Linked DNA regions of Homo sapiens: region 2 is linked to region 1. Evidence: read pairs that join two places in POLR2A ChIA-PET (ENCODE). Cell type or tissue: IMR-90. All regions are shown on one strand. Each heading gives the region's core, and the rest is flanking DNA. Links, peaks and the distances in the headings are about the cores only.

Region 1 (4,270 bases), core at 271-4,270:
TCCATATGTTTACATATGTTTACATTTCAGAAATAGGAATGCATCTTACAATTGATATATATATTGAATATAGTATTTGTCCCAAAATGCTGTTATTAAATAAAATGTTTTAGTGATGCAGGTTTTTTCTTGGCTGCTTAACCAGCCAGAAACCTCTAATGCCAGCAACACTGCAGGAGGCACCCAGCCCAACCAGCTGTACTTGCTTGCACTCCCACCTAGATCCAGTGCTTGCGGTGGGATCCACACTCAGCCCGCTGCTGGGCCGGCCATGCCACGACCTGCTTCCACCTTGGGCAATGGTGTCTGCATGAGGGGAACATGGTGACACCCAAACAGGGATGCCAGCAACCCCAATCCCCAGAGCGGGTGTTATAGCATGCTAACAGCTCTTTTAGTCCCATTGCTCCACTCCCTGCTGCTGCTCCTGGGCTGGCCTGGCCCTGTCACTCCTTCCCTCATGTGGGGCGGCTGCCCTACACCAGTGAAGGGTGGGGGATACAGTATTACAGTTTTTTTCGTACCCACCTTCAGGCTAAGGGGGCTACCTGCCTTAGGGTGGCAGACCACGCTGTTTGATTCCCATCTCTGCTGATAGCTGTTCCATTGTTCAATAAAACTCTTCTCTGCCCTTCTCACTCTTTGGTTTTCAGCATAACCTCATTCTTCTTGAATGCAGGACAAGAACTTGCGATCTGCCAAATGTGGGTACAAAAAAGGCTGTAACACTGTGATCCTCTGCCTCCTGCTCGTGCCTGCAGCCAACCCACACAATGGAAAGCAGCAGCCAGGCTGGGCCAGCCGTGGAGCCTATGGGCCTGAGTAGGCAGGGGACTGAATGAGCTATAACATAGGCAGGCTGGGGCACCAGGCTGAGCCAGGCCCAGGCGGGGATGTGCCATCCTGCATCACTAGAACCCAGGAAATTTATTGCCCTTGTGGTCCTAAAAATCTCTCTCCTCAGAAAATAAGATTTTTTTTTTTTTTTTTTTTTTTTGCAGTGAAAAATGCCATGGCCTTGTTTCTCATAGCAGGTAAAGAAGAACCAAAGAATTCACTGGTACTAACAATTAAACCTATGCCCTCTGAGATCTCATTGTAAGTGTCTTTCTGCCTGGACTTAGCTGTACTGCCTGCGTTCCAACCCTAGCCCCTCCAAATCCTGACTCTGCAATTGTAACCAGGAACCCCAGCTTTTAAAATATCTTTTAATCACTCACTTTCTTTCCCTCCCCTCTTACCCCTTCATTCCTTCCCTCTCTAGACCTTCTCCCCTGGCAATGCATGTTTATCTAATTGTTTTCTTGGTTAAAAAATTCCAGAAGCTAATCTTGAAACAAACCAAGTGCAGAGCCCCAACTACAGAATCCTTGTGCTTAGGGGGAGTCGCAAACATTTTCTCCACTACCATTGGGCTGAAATCAAGATAATGCCAGCCAGACCTCCAAACAGGCAATTACCCAAGATATCCGTTGAAACAAGACATACAGACCCTGCATCCTGTACCACTCCCAAATGTCTCCCATACATTTCCCCCTTAAAAACGCTATGGTCAATTTTAAAATTTAAGGTGGTACTTTAGAACACTAGTTCACCATCTTCTCTGTTTGCTGGCTCTCCGATTAAAACCTGCTTTTCCTCCCGCCAACCCTCACCTCTCGTCTTCTAGAAGCCACTTAGCCCCTGTGGCCTCAATTAACCTAACTGCAAAAGGTAGCAAAGCAACACCCATTTCATAAGGCTGTTAGGAAATTACATCAGATCGTTCCTGTAATCTTAGCAATTTGGAAGGGGATGTGGTACATGCAAGTACTCAATAATGTTAGCTACCCTTTTAACTGATACATGAATGACAGTACAGCTTGGTAACTAAGAATAACTAGAAGTCATCTTCTTCACTGGTTAACATTGGTTAAGAGAAAGGTAAATACAGTGAAAAAAATTACCTTCTTAGAAAAATGGAAGAAGCATAAGAAGAAAGATGTGGGGAAGAGAATGGGAGAGAAATAAGAAGAAATATACAGTCTACATTTATAGATATTTGACTTATCAAGAGGCCAAAGAGTAAATTATGACCCAGAAAATGTACCAGATAGGATATAGGCTAAACTGCTATAACTTTTGAGTAATTGCAATTGTAATTGTTGAGACTCCAATAATTCAGTGGCTCAAACAAGATGAACAATTATGCTCTTTCACATACAGGTCAGAACGAGGCCTGTTACACAGTGTGAGTCATGGGAGGGTGGCTCTCTTTCTCAAGGCCATCCAGTAAGCTGGCTTCCTCTGTCTTGTTAGTCTGCCACCCCCTGGAGTGCTGCTTTCCTCCGAATTAGCAAATCTGGTTTGCCAACACAGTATCTGCCTTCCAGGTATGGGGAAGGCACTAAAGAAAATTGGAGAGCCATCAACTTACTGTTTTAGCCACAGGGCCACACCAAGCTGCTGGGAGATGGGAAGTGTGGGCCAACTTACCCAAAGGAAAAAGGGGAGAGTGGCTGCTAGAGAAAGAGCGTACCCTAGGAAATGTTCCAGGGAGAAGCACCTTCCCCGCACACGCATTAAGAGACACAATGACGTAGTATGACCTTCTGGGGGCACTACACTAGAAAAGGGAAGAAAGCCTCAGATGGGCATGTGTACAGCTTCCTAAACACACTGCACATGCTTACTTCCCTGGGGTAAGGAGGGCAGCCCACCCTAAAGGAAGAATCATGGGAAAGTGGTGTGAGATGCTGGAAGTGGGCCAGCCTATGAAGGCCTAGCATCAAGGTTAAACATTTTGCACTTGTACTTGAAGTCATCCACTTGGGTGTCTTCTAAGTGTGCTTTCCTTTCTTTCCTGCTCTAAAGCTTTTAATAAACTTCCACTCCTGCTCTGAAACTTGCCTCAGTCTCTTTTTCGGCCTTACATCCTCAGTCAATTCTTTCTTCTGAGGAGGCAAGAATTGAGGTTACTGCAGACCCATATGGGGTAACTCAGATACATTTCCACTGTTAACAATTTTACATAAACTTTTAGAGATATATTATCATTAGCTCAGAGTAACACAACTAGTAAATGGTAGAGTCAAGGTTCAAACTCAGGTCTTTAGACTTGTGTATCTATTGAGCCAGTAAATGAGAGTGCCTAAGACTGCCCCCAAATCTGGTCTCTTTTCCACCCCACCAAATTACCTCACAATCCCATTGCTTCCTTTCACACCACAGAGGATATGTGTGGAAATCTATCAACCCAGAAGAGAACTGAGGTTTCATTCTGTGAATTTCTAATAGAAAAATTGCATGCCTGATTAAATACCTATTTGTTAGATATTTAATATATATTTTCTTCTATTAGGATATTCCATTCTTACTTTCATTGGGCAGGTTGCCGAAATGGTCATGTAATCAGCCCTTGGGGTAATATTCCCTGATCCTCAGCCTGTTTTGCACCTGTGGTTTAGCTTTTCCCAGGAGGATATGTAATAGTGAGGGAGGGGTGGATGAGAATTAAATGATTTCTTTTTCATGTGACTGGGAGGAGCCCTTTATTCCAGCCCCTGCCCAACTCCATTAAAAGCAATCACTCCCCCTGAACAGCCACAGAGCAGGTTCTTTTACAGGGAGCCACCATGGCTGATAAATCCAAATTTATTGAATACATTGACGAAGCTTTAGAAAAATCAAAAGAAACTGCACTCTCTCATTTATTTTTCACCTATCAGGGGATTCCTTACCCCATCACCATGTGCACCTCAGAAACTTTCCAAGCGCTGGACACCTTCGAAGCCAGACATGATGACATCGTGCTAGCATCTTATCCAAAGTGCGGTAAATGACAAGTCGTTTCCTACAAGTACACTTCTCATAGTGAGTAGGTTGGGGAGGGTATGAGACAAAGGTGGGATGAAGGCGGTTCCTCATTGCAGGAATCTGTCTGAGCATCAGTGAGGAGGAGGGCCACAGTGGTTAAGTACGTAGGTTGTAAAATCAGTAAATAGAACTGCTAGATTAAAAAACTCCAGTGTCTGAAGGAAGAGCTCTGTGCGGAAAGGCCATGATGGAGGATGGAGGGCAGAAGGGGGTGGATGACGGGCCTGGAAGGGAGGAGCATGAATGTGGGAAAGTCCAGTTGGCAAGGAACAGTGACAGTAGCAGTGATTTTGTCTTGATTTCTGGCTGGACAAAAGCACAGCCACTTCTATAATTTACATGATGATTTCCATGTTATAAATTATTTTTCAGGATCAAATATTGCTCCATCAGTTTCTCAAATCACTTTTACAAA
Region 2 (4,535 bases), core at 1-4,000, 56 kb before region 1:
TTAACAAATATCCTCAGGGGGTTTGATCTACAGTAAGGTTTAGGTGTTCTCAGAAGAACAGTTAGAAAATTCATACCCATAAACGCAGTTTTCTTAACAAACAAAAACACTATTTGGAAGTCTTAATGCTACCTCCCATGGAGATGCATAAAACTTACCAGACTAGTTACTAAATCCTATACTACCTGAAAAGACTGGAATACCAAGGATTGGCTAACTACAAGAGCATTAAGGCCAGGTGAACATACTATTTAAAGTAATTTTTGAAATACTATGAAAGTACTTAATAACAGTGAAATAAAATAAACCTTACCTTCAGCCGGACATCAATACCCATATTTTTTAAAAATGTGTGTTGTTTTATTGGGCCCAGAGAGGCTACTTTTCCCTGTGCCATTCTTCGCAAATAACTGAAGTCCACATCAGCTGTTAGATCTGCTGTTCCTGGGGCAATTAAGACATCATGAAGCTTGTGGTCGCAAAACCCCTTGAACATAAAGAAATCAGATTTTTGCCCTTTTATGGTTATTAAGATTAAAGAAATGCTATCATATTAAAGTTATTTAATATTTACATTAATGCTTGAGGTGACGGAATAGAGCTCTCATTAATTCTCTAGGCAGGGAACACCTAGGCAGTGTTTTACAAAGTATATGCATCAACCATGCATCAGAATCACCTGAGATACACTACAAACTACTACACAGCCATAAAAAAAAATGAAATCACGTCCTTTTCAGCAACGTAGACATAGCTGGAGGCCATTATCCTAAGTGAATTAATGCAGGGACAAAACCAAATACCACATGTACATCTCACTTAGAGCTAAACACTGGGTACACGTGAACATACTTATGGGAACAAACACTGGTGACTACTAGAGGGGAGACAGGAGGAGGGGAACAAGGGCTGAAAATCTATCTACTGAGTACTATGCTTGCCACCTGGGTGACAGGCTCACTCGTACCCCAAACCTCAGAGTCAATGCAATATACCCATGTAACAAATAACAAACCTGCCTCATGTACCCCCTAAATCTAAAATAAAAGTTGAAATTACTTAAAAAAAAATCACCTGAGAATATATTACTGACCCTAACCAGACCTGGTCAGTCAGAATCCTGGAGGTAAGGCTAGAGAATGAGTATTTTCAACAAACTATCCAGGTTATTTTTAGATAAAGTTAGAAATTAAGAACCACAGACCTAGAAAATGACTAAGAGCATTTAGTTAAATGTTTTTCAATTAAAGTATATTGAATAGAATTGATTATATTCAAAGATCATTAAGAAAGGATGTTTAGGAACAGTGTAAAAGAATACATCTGGAAAGGGAAAAAATGTTGAAAATATGATAGAAAAAGCTAGAATGATTACAGTAGGTAGTTTAAATCTGTAAAGAAGTACCAAAATTTTTCTTGAATGAAGGGGGTTACAGATAGGTTTAAGAATGTGAAGAAAATCTTTCCATTTGTATTATTCAGCTGCTTATCTGGATTTATATAAACATAGGTTCTACAACTAAGGAAGAATGTACACAATTCAGATCCTGTTAAAGGAGGGCTGGACAGTAGACTCAGTGTTAGCAGTAAGAACTAGGGTTAAGGGGAATTACAATAACATGAATTAATGTTAACTATAAAATAATGTAATACAACAATACCAGGCACTGTAGAAATCAAAGCTCTTCAATGGGCTTCAGATCTAACACTGAAATTCTGATAAATCATGTTACTGAATTATACATACTCTGAAGGTATCTGTCTTTGTTCCATCATGACCATAATCAGCAACCAGTGCAGCACCTCCAGTTAATGCAATGCGTTGAGAAAGTTCCTCGATGATAACACCAGCATCAGGACACACTTCAACATGATCCCTTGTTTCGTCATGCTAGTAAAGGGATCATTGCAAGAGTCAAAATGCATCATTCAAAAGAATGACTTCCTTACGGTTTTTCAGGTTTTTCCTCAATGAGCATTTCTTAGTTTTAATAAAAATAAATTCTTAATATGAGTATGTTCTCTACACTCAACTTTTCACCTGACTCCCTTTTTATTATACAAAACTCCTTAGTTCTTTGATGCTATCCCACTTGATATACAAAGACATTTTAATCTCTTTTATAAAAAGGCAAATGCCCTCCCAATCCCCCCAGATGGCCTAGAGCATTATCATTTAATGTAAAATTACTTTTGTATCACAAATCATATAAACACATTCCTCTAGGTTGAAAGCATGGGAAAGGGATTTTTTTTGTCTGCCTAGAACAGTGCCAGGCACATAACAGTCAATGAAAATATTGTGCTGAAAGAACAAATGGTATAAATCCAATAACACGAAGCAGACCCTATTAGACAATTATATTATCATGCCCTCTGTTGTGCCAGAAAGTATCCCAATGATATGCCCTACATCAAGAAACGCTGGCTTATAAACTAGTGCCAATGTATTGAAACCGTTATTACCCCAAGATGTCCACTTAACTAAGGGGCCACAATAAGTGTGTACTAGCTTAAAAAGCAAAATCACACTAAGTATTAACACTTGTCAACCTGACTAGTATATATGAAATTTCACTACTTCCTGATCTGATTGAAAATGTGGTATTTCTTTCCCTTCATTATGAAAACATACATTAACTTGTACTCCTTCCTAACACCTTATTATAGAAATGCAGTAATGACCTGCCCTGATGTCTGCCTATGGTAACAGGCATAGAGTCAGATGAAGTTAAATCTCAGCTCTTCCTATGCTTACTGGTAGACAAGTTACTTAAACTTTCTGAGTTGTTTTCTTCCTTATAGATATTGTAGGTTTATTGTGAGGATTAAATATAACTAACCATTTAGCTAATAGTGCAATCAAATTACTGTGGCTTAACTATAAAAACCATGAAGTCAGCCTCATCAGGCATCAGTGGACACGCTGATCATGCTGACATTCTATCTTAGGCTACTCTTCAAGATGACATGTATTACCACGCATCTCATTCAAGTGAAAGAGAATATTCGCTCCCTCCCTTCCTAAGTGAATACTAATTAGGTCAAGAACTAAATGAACTCCCAGGGCCAGGAGGTTAGTTCTTGGTAGTTCTATGAATATGTCATTCAGGTAAACTTAGATTGCTATACTATGAAAAAACAGGTGTTCATAAGTGTTCAGTCTGACATTTAAATTTATACTTAACAAAACTTAATTCATACATTTAAGTTTAAAAGCTCTTGTGCTTTTAAAACTGATAATTTCTAAGTAAGAAGTTCTCAGTTAAGGTCCAGAAAGTAAAAATCATCTTCTGAGCTGGAAAAAAAGGATTAAAAAAAAAGAGGCAGTCTGAAGCCTGGACGTTCCTGAGAAGTACAGGGATTTTTTTGTACCTTTAAACAAGCCACAATAGACAGGCTCTTGCAATGATTCCTTGAGATCAACAGAAAGCAGTAGTAATTCTACCATTCTGGCCGAATCAAACTGAGATCTGTGTGGAAGCATGGGATAAAAGCCATGCTGTAGCCCAAAGAAGGATAATAATAGAACCTACCTAATATAGTTGCTTTGAGAATTAAATGAGAAAACAGAGTAACACAAAGTACTCAACAAACGTTAGCTGTTATTGTTAATTTACTATAGTCTGTACTACATTGCTTTCACAGATGTAAACTCTTCCTGTGGACAATACCATTACCATTTGACATGAAACTGAGATAAGCAGTGAAAGTAAGAGACTTGGCTGAGTAAGCGGTTACTTACTTTCTCTTACTACATGACGTTAAGGTCACACACTTAAGAAATGATTTTAACCCATGCTCCTGCCTCTAGCTCCTCTGCACTTTCACTGTCAATAAAAAGCACCTCGTATGCTACTAGCAACTCTTCCTGTAAAGGAACTCTAAAACTCTAAAGTAGTAACTCAGAAAATAAGACTTTGAAGATTCTGTGAGCAATAAAAGAAACTTAAAAAAGCATATTCTTACTTGTATGAAGGCTTCTGCTGGGGTGGCAGAAGGTGCCAAAACAAACCTCAGTTTATCAGAAACCTGTGGATCAATGTCAACAAATACTTCTCGCCATCCCTGTGGTGTTTTCTAAACACAAAATAACACATAAAAACAAATTTTTGCAAGTTTGTTCTCTACATTGCTTCTACCAAAAATAGCTTTTTCTCCTCTTACCATAAGTAACTAACATTTACAGAGAACTTACTATTTAAAATTACTTAAATTCATTACTTCATTGCCTTTGAACAATGAGTAGACCAATCGATGCAAAAGAAACAATAACAGAGATGACGCTGTGGAAGATAAAATCAGCAGCATGGAAAGTACCCCAAAAACGGAAATAGACTCAGGAAGAACAGCCAGAAGCTTTACTAACAAATTACTACAGGATCATGAGAGCTGCTCTTCTCCTCACAAATTACCAGTACATATACATTATCACCAAATCTTAAATCTCCTCACAGAAAGAATGAAGAAAAGTTTTATTATTTTTTTTTTGAGACAAGCTCTCGCTTTGTTGCCCAGGCTGGAGTGCAGTGGTG

The links. Peaks named below come from ENCODE experiments on the same cell type or tissue, not always from the same donor. Only the 100,000 strongest peaks of a DNase experiment are listed, where the experiment ranks them.
Region 2: POLR2A ChIA-PET joins it to region 1 with 8 read pairs; 21 of 35 experiments call an interaction of 5 or more read pairs at or near these places.

The regions. Positions count from the first base shown.
Region 1 is chr2:37,187,985-37,192,254 of GRCh38, reverse strand. SULT6B1 (sulfotransferase family 6B member 1) reads left to right here and starts at 3,585. Exons shown (of 7, transcript NM_001367551.1): 1 at 3,585-3,813. The coding sequence starts at 3,615. RefSeq lists enhancers at 2,054-2,578, 2,579-3,104. In IMR-90, for the core only: a CTCF peak has its summit at 2,279; a DNase peak (open chromatin) is centred at 2,254.
Region 2 is chr2:37,243,408-37,247,942 of GRCh38, reverse strand. NDUFAF7 (NADH:ubiquinone oxidoreductase complex assembly factor 7) reads right to left here. Exons shown (of 10, transcript NM_144736.5): 7 at 3,970-4,080; 8 at 1,748-1,891; 9 at 314-487. Among named protein-coding and RNA genes, the nearest start is that of NDUFAF7, 14 kb to the right of the region's middle. In IMR-90, for the core only: no CTCF peak of the experiment used is centred there; a DNase peak (open chromatin) is centred at 1,532; H3K27ac peaks cover 478 bases.